Regions from separate parts of the Homo sapiens genome. Here region 1 is linked to region 2. Evidence: read pairs that join two places in POLR2A ChIA-PET (ENCODE). Cell type or tissue: OCI-LY7. All regions are shown on one strand. Links, peaks and the distances in the headings refer to the core of each region. The heading gives the core; the rest is flanking DNA.

The links. Peaks named below come from ENCODE experiments on the same cell type or tissue, not always from the same donor. Only the 100,000 strongest peaks of a DNase experiment are listed, where the experiment ranks them.
Region 1: POLR2A ChIA-PET joins it to region 2 with 5 read pairs; 3 of 35 experiments call an interaction of 5 or more read pairs at or near these places.

What each region holds. Positions count from the first base shown.
Region 1 is chr2:38,770,641-38,776,015 of GRCh38, reverse strand. No RefSeq gene overlaps it. Among named protein-coding and RNA genes, the nearest start is that of GEMIN6, 4.9 kb to the left of the region's middle. In OCI-LY7, for the core only: no CTCF peak of the experiment used is centred there; no DNase peak of the experiment used is centred there.
Region 2 is chr2:38,522,424-38,527,798 of GRCh38, reverse strand. No RefSeq gene overlaps it. Among named protein-coding and RNA genes, the nearest start is that of LINC02613, 9.4 kb to the right of the region's middle. In OCI-LY7, for the core only: CTCF peaks have their summits at 3,676 and 3,880 (motif pointing right); DNase peaks (open chromatin) are centred at 768, 2,569, 2,978, 3,648 and 1 weaker place; H3K4me3 peaks cover 2,164 bases; H3K27ac peaks cover 4,593 bases.

The sequences.
Region 1 (5,375 bases), core at 292-5,291, 250 kb before region 2:
TTTTCTTTTTTTTTTTAGCGAGACTCCGTCTCGCTCTATCACCAGGCTGGAGTGCAATGGCACGATCTCAGCTCACTGCAACTTCCGCCTCCTGGGTTCAAGTGATTCTCCTGCCTCAGCGTCCTGACTAGCTGGGACTACAGGCGCCTGTCACCATGCCCAGCTAATTTTTGTATTTTTTTAGTACAGAAGGGGTTTCACCATGTTGGCCGGGATGGTCTCGATCTCTTGACCTTGTGATCTGCCTGCCTCGGCATCCCAAAATGCTGGGACTACAGGCGTGAGCCACCGTGCCCCGCCAACAAACTGTACATTTTCATTTTAAGCTATAATCTATACTCCATACTCCAGAACGAAAGACTTTGGCCTTTGTGCGTGTGTGTGTGTGTGTATTCTACAAGTAGAAACTAGTGTCAAGGTAAACTTCAGTTACTCCCCATCCTTTTTTTGTTTTGTTTTTGGTTTTGGTTTTGAGACAGGGTCTCATTCTTTCTTCCAGGGTGAAGTGCAGTGCAAGGATCATGATTCACTGCAGACTGGATTTCCTGGGTTCAAGCGATCCTCCTGTCCCAGCTTCCAGAGTAACAGGGACTACAGGCATGTGCCACCATGCCCTCCCTGCTAATGTTTTTCTGTTTGTTTGTTTGTTTGTTTTAATTTTTGGTAGAGACAAGTTCTTGCCATGTTGCCGAGGATGGTCTCTTAACTCCTGAGCTCAAGCGAGCTCAAGCGATCCTCCTGCCTCGGCCTCGCAAGCTGCTGGGATTACAGGCATGAGTCACCCTGCCTGGCCAGTTACCCTTTTTAAGGTGATGAGACTGGGGCAATTTCCCTACCTTTTTGCCCCTTTAGCCTCCTAAGTAAAATTCTCGGGAACTGCTGATGCAAATCACTGACTTCTAAGAGACTGTTGCCCAGCCCACTTCCTAATACAAGTTCTCAGAATGGCCCTCTCCTGTAGCTGGTTGTCACTGAGTTCAAATGGTGCCACCTCCTTTCCTAGGTCAGCCCTTACCCTTGGTCCCCCTAGAGCCTCTCCCACTCCAGTTGGTGTCCCTCTCCTCACATTGTCTTCTTTTCTACTTCTCCTCTATCTCCTTCCAAAGGTTTGCCTGCCTCACCCTCAAACCCACAAACACACACATACCTTTCTCTGCCAAATCCAAAATGACTTATTTTATTTTATTTATTTATTATTGTTATTATTTTACACAGTCTTACTCTGTCATGCAGGCTGGAGTGTAGTGGCGCCACTCGGCTCATTGCAGCCTTGATCTCCCAGGATCAAGCAATCCTCGTGCCTTGGCCTCCCAAGTAGTTGGGACTACAGGAATGCTCCACCATGCCTGGGTAATTTTTTGTAGAGACAGGGTCTCACTGTGTTGCTACACTGGTCTTGAACTCCTGGGCTCAAACAATCTGCCAGCCTTGGCCTCTCAAACTACTAGGATTACAGGGGTGAGACACAGTACCCAGCCACTTCTTTAACAAACTTCTGTTTGTTAGAACTTGTGCCAGGCACTATTCTAATTACTTTCAAACATTCACTCATTTGGTGAATGAGTAAATAGGCTATAGACAATGGAGAAATTTTGATATATGGAGTGGCATGATTCAATTAGTATATTAGAAAGGATTAGAATCAGTAAATAAGCTACAGAGAATGGGGAAATTTTGATTTATGGGATGATGATATGATTAAATTAGCATATTAGAAAGGATGCTGAGAAATTGGATATGGGGAAAATAGTGAAGTATAGAGCAGCTACACCATGAGACATTATGTAAAATATACTTTCCTGCTTAGACCAATAGTATTACGAAAAAGACTCCAGAACAACCATCTCTCTAATAGAAAATCCAGGCCGGGCATGGTGGCTCACGCCTGTAATCCCAAGACTTTGGGAGGCCAAGGTGGGAGGATTACAAGGTCAGGAGTTCAAGACCAGCCTGATCAATATGATGAAACCCCATCTCTACTAAAAATACAAAAATTAGCCAGGCATGGTGACTTGAGCCTGTAATCCCAGCTACTCAGGAGGCTGATGCAGGAGAATCACTTGAACCCGGGTGGTGGAGGTTGCAGTGAGCTGAGATCGCACTACTGTACTCCAGTCTGGGCGACAGAGAAAGATTCCATCTCAAAAAAAAAAAAAAAGAAAGAAAAAGAAAGAAAGAGAGAAAGAAAGAAAGAAAGAAAGAAAGAAAGAAAGAAAGAAAGAAAGAAAGAAAGAGAAAGAAAGAAAGAGAAAGAAAGAAGAAAATCCAATTTTAGGCTGGGAGAGGTGGCTTATGACTACAATCCCAGCACTTTGGGAGGCCGAGGCCAGTGGATCGCTTGAGGTCAGGAGTTGGAGACCAGCCTGGCCAACATGGTGGAACCCCATCTCTACTAAAAATACAAAAAATTAGCCGGATGTGGTGGTGCGCACCTGTAGTCCCAGCTGCTCAGGAGGCCAAGGAACCAAGAATCGCTTGAACCTGGGAGGCAGAGGTTGCAGTAAGCTGAGACTGCACCACTGCACTCCAGCCTGGGCGACAGGGCAAGACATTGAAAAAAAAGAAAGAACGAAGGGAGGGAGGGAGGGAGGGAGGGAGGGAGGCAGGAAGGAAGGAAGGAAGGAAGGAAGGAAGGAAGGAAGGAAGGAAGGAAGGAAAGATCCAATTTTAGAGAGGGTGTCTCCAAATTGATTGTTGTAATCTGCCCTGCCCAGAGGGAAGGTTTTACAGCCTCAGAGAGGGAGGATTGGTTTCCCTAGCAGTAAATTGGAGGTAAGATTGTTTTCCAAGCATGAAAATGCTTTGGTTGGGTGTGGTGGCTCACTCCTGTAATCCCAGCACTTTGAGAGACTGAGGCGGGAGGATTGCTTGAGATCAGGAGTTCAAGACCAGCCTGGCCAACATGGCGAAACCCCATTTCTACTAAAAATACAAAAATGAGCCAGGTGTGATGGTGCGCATCTGTGGTCCCAGCTACTTGGGTGGCTGAGGCAGGAGAATCACTTGAACCCAGGAGGGGTAGGGTGCAAGGAGCCAAGATCACGCCACTGCACTCCAGCCTGGGTGACAGAGCGAGACTCCATCTCAAAAAAAAAGAAAAAAAAATCATCTGTTCAATGGAAATGTTAAGAAAAAAAGAGAAAGAAGGAAAAAGTGCTTCAATAGCACTATATCTGTGTTTATGTACAGGAAAGTGACAGTGAGGTACCTTCTCCAAGCTCTAATAAACTGGCGCTAAAAATTAAACTGAATGGACGTGAGCACTTCACTGGGTGCAGTGGCTCACACCCGTGATCCCAACACTTTGTCAAGACCCTGTCTAAAAGAAAAAACACAGCATACACCAAATTTTGTTAGAAAAGAGATTAAGGGCCGGGCGCGGTGGCCCAGACTGTAATCCCAGCACTTTGAGAGGCCGAGGCAGGTGGATCATCTAAGGTCAAGAGTTGGGGCATGGTGGTGGGCACCTGTAATCCCAGGTACTCGGGAGACTGAGGCAGGAGAATTGCTTGAACCCGGGAGGCGGAGGTTGCAGTGAGCCAAGATCGGGCCACTGCACTCCAGCCTGGCAACAGAGCGAGACTCCATCTCAAAAAAAAAAAAAAAAGAAAAAGAAAACAGCTCTCTTTCTAATGAGAGAGAGAGGATTTCCAAGAGGAAAAGGCCCTCAAGAGCCCTTTGGAATTTGAAACTTTGAGCTTTGAGAAGTTTCCTACATTGCAGGAAGTGGAAACTTAAATTCATCTTTGCAGAAGGTCTTTGCTTTGTTGTGAGAAAAGACCTTTTAGTTATAGAACTAAAGCAAGTCCTCATCTAACTCTAATGTTGAAACCGCCCCTATAAACTTTATAAGATTAATCGGGGAAGAAATGAGGGGAAGAAACAAAACTAAACCAAGTTTGCAGCACATTCAGCATTAATCCTGAGGTCAGCTTGCTCCCTGACCTGTTTCCTCATAGTTGTTTGGTGCCTATTATCCTAGGATCATGTAGACCCCGTTAGAAGATTTTAGTTCCCCTTAACTGCTCTAGAGATAACTTGAACATTACTAAAGGGTTTCCCTTTGAGACATGCCTTTAGATCCCACATACTGGTAAAACTCCTATGCCAGCTGATCTGCAGGACCTCGCTGATGCCAGCTGGTCTGAGGGACCTCACAAAAAGCTGATTCACCAAAGAATGCAGTTTCCACATCCTGATGATTTCATCCCCTTTGCCCCGACCAGTTGATAACCCCAAATTTCTGGCCCCTTGCCCTACATGATAGCCTTTAAAACCCAAACCCAAGGCTGGGCATGGTGGCTCACGCCTGTAATCCCAGCACTCTGGGAGGCTGAGACAGGTGGATCACTTGAGGTCAGGAGTTCGAGATCAGCCTGGCCAGCATGGCAAAACCCCGTCTCTACTAAAAATACAAAAAATTAGCCAGGCGTAGTGTGGGACGCCTGTAATTCCAGCTACTCGGGAGGCAGAGGCAGGAGAATCTCTTGAACCTGGGAGGCAGAGGTTGCAGTGAGCCGAGATCGTGCCATTGCACTCCAGCCTGGGCAACAAAAGCAAAACTCAGTTTCAAAAAAAAAAAAAAAAAAAACAAGGCCGGGCGTGGTGGCTCACGCCTGTAATCCCAGCACTTTGGGAGGCCGAGGCGGGCGGATCACGAGGTCAGGAGATCGAGATCATCCTAGCTAACGCGGTGAAACCCCGTCTTTACTAAAAATACAAAAAATTAGCCGGGCATGGTGGCGGGCGCCTGTAGTCCCAGCTACTCGGGAGGCTGAGGCAGGAGAATGGAGTGAACCCGGGAGGCGGAGCTTGCAGTGAGCCGAGATCGCACCACTGCACTCCAGCCTGGGCGACAGAGCGAGACTCCGTCTCAAAAAAAAAAAAAAAAAAAAAACCCAAGCTCAGAACTCCTTGGATAGATGGGTTTGAAAATCTCCTCCCGTCTCCTCATCTCCTCAGTTGGCACCCTGCCATCATTAAACTCTCTGCCACATCCCTGATGTCTCAGTGTAATGGATCTGTTACTGTGCAGTGGGCATACAAACCTATTGGTCCTGTAACAGTGTATTGGGAGAAAACAGTGATATTGCAATTAATCTGAAAGCATGTGCTCTAGAGTTAGACTGAACAGCCAAATGAGCTGGTGCATTCATAGTTGTATATAGTTCAGTCATGTTATAATTTGGTTTTAAAGTACCTGTCTAAATGCTGTAGCTCAGTGTTACCTAGATACCAAATGGATATTTATTAAAATGAAATTACATTCCCCCACCACCACCACCAAAAAAAGTATTGTACATTATAGTGGTTTAAAATTAGAAAACTTTCTTTTTTGAGAGACTGGGTCTCACACTGTCACCCAGGCTGGAGTG
Region 2 (5,375 bases), core at 262-5,261:
AAATTAAATAAAATCACACTCAAAATTAACACTTCCTTAATATCAGTTGATATCACCGTTCAATTTTCTTTGATTATTTCAAAATTCTCTTTTCACCCTTGCGTTTGGTCACAGGTCTCTTAAGTCTTTTCTAATCCATAAAAGAATGTTTCCCTTTCAATTTTTGTACATTTTATTTGTTGAAGAAACTGGGCCATTTGTCCGGTAGAATAACTAGGAAGACTGACAAATATGGTTTCAGATTTCTCTGTGGTTCTCTTTGCCCCTAGGCTGTATCCTCCTGGAGAGATGTTCAGTCAAAGTACTGCGTTTTAAAGTCACTTAAAATAATTCTTCTCCCTGTGATTACAAAATCAACTTGCTATACTATAACCATCATTTGGCTGAGTTTGTTTTTGATTGAAGGGGGTTGCCTTTTCTAAGTTTAATTTTGTTTTTCAATACTCTAACATATTTACATGCTGAAAGTAAAAATTATAAAAGAAATATAAGCAAAGAATTTAGCCTCCCTGTCTGCCCCTTCCCCACTCAGCTGTCACAGCTGTCATTCTCTTTCTCATCTTAGAGATAATATTTTCTAATTAACTTTTTTGTTTTTGAGATGGAGTCTCGGTCTGTTGCCCAGGCTGCAGTGCAATGGCACAATCTTGGCTCACTGCAACCTCTGCCTCCTGGGTTCAAGCAATTCTTCTGCCTCAGCCTTCCCAGTAGCTGGGACTGCAGGTGCCTGCCACCATGCCTGGCTAATTTTTGTATTTTTAGTACAGATGCGGTTTCATCATATTGGCCCTAGTGGTCTCAAACTCCTGACCTTGTGATCTGCCTGCCTTGGCCTCCCAAAGTGCTGGGATTACAGGCGTGAGCCACCATGAGTGGCTTTTTTTTTTTTTTTTTTTTTTTTGAGACAGAGTCTTGTTCTGTTGCCCAGGCTGGAGTGCAGTGGCGCCATCTCAGCTCACTGCAACCTCCTCCTCCTGGGTTCAAGTGATTCTCCTGCCTCAGCCTCCTGAGTAGCTGGGACTACAGGTGCCTGCCACCATGCCTGTCTAATTTTTGTATTTTTAGTAGAGATGGGGTTTCGCCTTGTTGGCCAGGCTGGTCTCAAACACCTGACCTTAGGTGATCTGCCTGCCTCAGCCTCCCAAAGTGCTGGGATTACAGGCATGAGCCACCGCGCCAGGCCCCTCCTCCCTTTCTAACAAAAAAAGCTAGCATACTGTATTTACTCTTCTGACCTTGTATTTCTTACTTACCACTATACTCTGGAGGCCATCTATCCTCCTTCCTTTTATTGCTGCACAGCAATTCACTGTGTGCATACTCCTTAATGAATTCAACCAGTGGCCTACTGATGGACATTTGGGTTGTTTTCAGTTTTTGCTATTATAAATAGCGCTGCAATGAATAACTGGAGCATATGCCACTTCACATTTCTGGTATTTATGTTTGCAATAGACTCCTAGAACTGCGGTTGCTGGATCAAAGGGAAAGAGCACATGTAATTTTGCCAGATATTACAAAATCCTTCTCCACAGAGATTGTATGATTTTGAATTCCCATCAGCAACAGGGGACAAGTTTCCCCAAAGCCTCACCAATAAACTATATTGTCCAACTTTTGGACTTTTGCCTATCTGAAAGATAAGAAATGGTACCATAGTATACAGTATTTTAAGTTTGCAATTCTGTTATTAGGAAAATAATAGTAAACATATTTTCATTAGTTTCATTTGCTTTACTTTTTCTGTGAAATGTCTGTTCATATTTTGCCCATTTTTCTATCAGGTTATTAGGATTTTTCTTCTGAGAAGTTCTTTAATTGTTAAGGATATTGACAATTCATTAACCTTAACTGTTAACTAACCTTAACTGTCTGTGATACAATTTGCAATTCTTTCTCCCAGGTTTCATTTGCCTTTTGATTTTACTTGGATATTTTACTTAGAATGTTTTTATAATGCTACAGAACCAAATTTGTTAATATTTTATTACTTTTATGAGTTAGGGATTTTATGAGTTATAATTAGAAAAGATTTTGTCTTTTCTACATTTAAAGTATTCCACTCTTTTTTTTTTGGATTATTTGTATGATTTCATTTTTACATTTAGATTTTGATCCATTTGGTGCTTAATCCAAAAGCTTTTACCCTGGTGCCTAATGTGAGGAATGGATCTAATTTGATGTTTTCCACGTGGCTATCAAATTGTATGATATGTGTGAATGATAATCTCAATGAGGCTGTTTACACACACACACACACACACACACATATGCACGCAGAAGGATATATCCTAGCATGCACAGGTTGACTCTGGATGGTGGCATTATGAATGCTTTCCGTTTTCTGTTTTATTTTTTTCCTCTCTATGAACAGATAGACCCTGTGAAGGCTGGGACATTTGTGTCTGAGAGGATATAATGTAGGCCCACTAAAAAATTTTTTTAAAGAAGTTTGTCCATAATTCATACTCAGGCAGCCCGGTAATCAGAATGTCTGCTGTGCTCACTGGACTGAGTGTGCTCTGTGCTGGGGGAAATATTTAAAAAAGCGAAATCATCTGTACAGAGATACAGCTAAAAAGTCAAGGCACCTAATGGTTAGGAGAATTGAGGTCTCAGAGAAGGCCAAATGAGCAGTATAGACAGGTGAAAAATTCACAGGAAAGAGAGATCTTCATGGGCTGGGTAGCCTGGGAGGCTTCAGGGAGGAAGTGTCTTCCAGTTAGTCCTTGAAGAATGAAAAGGATTTAGACGCTTGGGGAAAACAGAGATGGCTGAATGCAAAGACAGCGTTGTAGGGGAGGTGAATAGGAACACCTGAGGGTGTCTGGGACACTGGGTAGGCAAGGTGGTCAAAGAGGATATCCCCTGAGCAACTGACACTGTTCACCCAGACTGGGGAGCAAAGCTCTCTGCTCCTAGGAAGTGAGATTGCCCGCAGTTGCTGGGGGCAGGGAGCCTCTCAGAGGAGCCAATTACACACAGAGCCCCTCCCCAGGGAGCTCATTTCTGGTGGTGAACTGCTTGCAGATGGGGACACCTGTGGATGCTGAAGTCCACGAGACTATCAGGGTTTAGATTTGCTTTTGCTCCTAATCATTCCACTCTTGGCTGGCACCCATGATCTGAGGACCCCTGACTCTGTGGCAGGACACACCAGCCCTCCACAGATGGGAACATACAGCTGCCTCCCTCCTGGCAGGGCCCACGGGGTGCAAACCCCTAGGGTTGGATGGACTTCTGCTGAGAAGGTCTGGGCTGGATGTGACGGCTCACACCTGTTAATCCCAGCACTTTGGAGGCCGACTATGGTGGATCATGTGGGGTCAGGAATTTTAGACCAGCCATGGCCAATATAGTGAAACCCTGTCTCTACTAAAAATACAAAAATTAGCCGGGTGTGGTGGTGTGTGCCTGTAGTCCCAGCTACTCTGGAGGCTGAGGCAGGAGAATTGCTTGAACCTGGGAGGCGGAGGTTGCAGTGAGCTGAGATTGCACCACTGCACTCCAGCCTGGGCAATAGAGCGAGACTGTCTCAAAAAAAAAAAAAAAAGTCTCCTGGGTACAAATATTTGGCTTTCTCCTCCTCCAAGCAGTCTGAATAAGCAACAACATTTATCTTGGGCGAGGAAGGGTGTCCCGGGGAAGGGGCAGACAAGTCTAACAGCCAAAAACAGCCATCTGACACCTGGTGTAAACTACAGCTTCATTCCTTTGAGTAAGAAAGTTTAAAAAAAGGCCCCACATTTTCAGTTAGTCTTTTGGATTGTGTGTGTGTGTTTGGTGGGGTTGGGGGGCTTTAGCAGCTCTCCCTGTCCTGTGACTCCCCAGAACCACGTGCGGGCCCCACATCCATGCGTTTTCCTCCGGGCTGCCCCTAGATGGCGGAGGGCCCTCCTTCACTTTGCATTCTTCCACTTCAGGGCAGGGTCATGCTCCCGAATCATCCCCTAAAGGGAGTTCTTTAACTTCCTGAGACAATCCATTTTTGTTTTGAACAATCCCCACTTGCATCTAACCTAAAGCTCTCATGCTGCAGAAATAGAGAATACCTGAATATCACCTTTTCCTCCTGAATTACAGATCCTATTGCTGTTCCCCTTTAGAGGGCTACATGGTGGGATGGACGGAGCATGGGCTCTGAGTCAAATGGATCCCTGGCTCTGTCACTATCTGCTGGATGACCTCGGGCAAGTGACTTAGTTCTGAGCCTATTTCTGCACCTTCACATGGTTGTAGTGAGGATAAAACAACACAGGCAAAGAGCCTGGCTCATGGGCAGAAGGCTACAAAAATCAGTTTCTTTGATATGTTCAAAAGCCTTTCTTGGCGTAACCTTCAGCCTTCTGGGTTTGAGCACCCTAACGTTACCCATCCTGCTTCCCAACACTTTCATCAGTCCCCCCAATTTGAGGACATCACTGTCCAGGAAGGCCCTGAGCTCACTGTGAAGCCTCTTTTGAGCCTGCACAATGGAAATATTCCTTTCCAGGTGAGGTTTCTATACCAAGAGCTGGCTGCTATGCCCAAGGAGGCTGCCCCAGGGAGAGAGAATCCCCTAGATGCTGCCTGCAGAACAGGGTCAGACAGATGCGACTGTGTTTACGGTCTTGTCCTCAGTTACCTGACACCAGTCTCCATGGGAATTAGCACGAGGCATCTCGAATTTCAGGGTACATATTTCTCTCTGAGCTTGAGCTGTTGATCTTCCCCTCCATGGACCTGCACCACATCCTCCCAGAAATAAGTGACCCAGTCTCCTTGTGCAATGACCTACACAGAAAGCATGCCTTCCTGGGTACGGGAAGAGAACTGGGACAGTGCATAAGGGAGGAGAGGCTCTTGTGAATTAAACAGGGCACACGGGGCTGGTCAGGAGCCAAGTCATTAATGACTCTGCTGATTTCCCTTTGGAGCAGTCAGGACCTGTTTTGCTCTCACTTTTGCATCTTGTAACCCCTCTGATAATCGAGATGGCGGTACCTGAAAGCAGGTGCCCTGATACCGCCCGTAACCTTATGTCAGTATTTCCCTCCCTGTTTTGTCCTTGGACAGCCACCTAAGACCCCAAATCTTTTTTTTTTTTTTTTTGAAACAGAGTTTCACTTTGGTGGTGGTGCGATCTTGGTTGACTGCAACCTCTGCCTCCCAAGCTCAAGTGATTCTCCTGCCTCAGCCTCCCAAGTAGCTAGGGTTACAGGCATGAGCCACCACACCCAGCTAATTTTTGTGTTTTTAGTAGAGACAGGGTTTCAACATGTTGGCCAGGCTGGTTTCAAACTCCTGACATCAGGTGATCAGCCCACCTCGGCCTCCCAGAGTGCTGGGATTACAGGCGTGAGCCACCACGCCCAGCCCTAAGACCCAAATCTTCA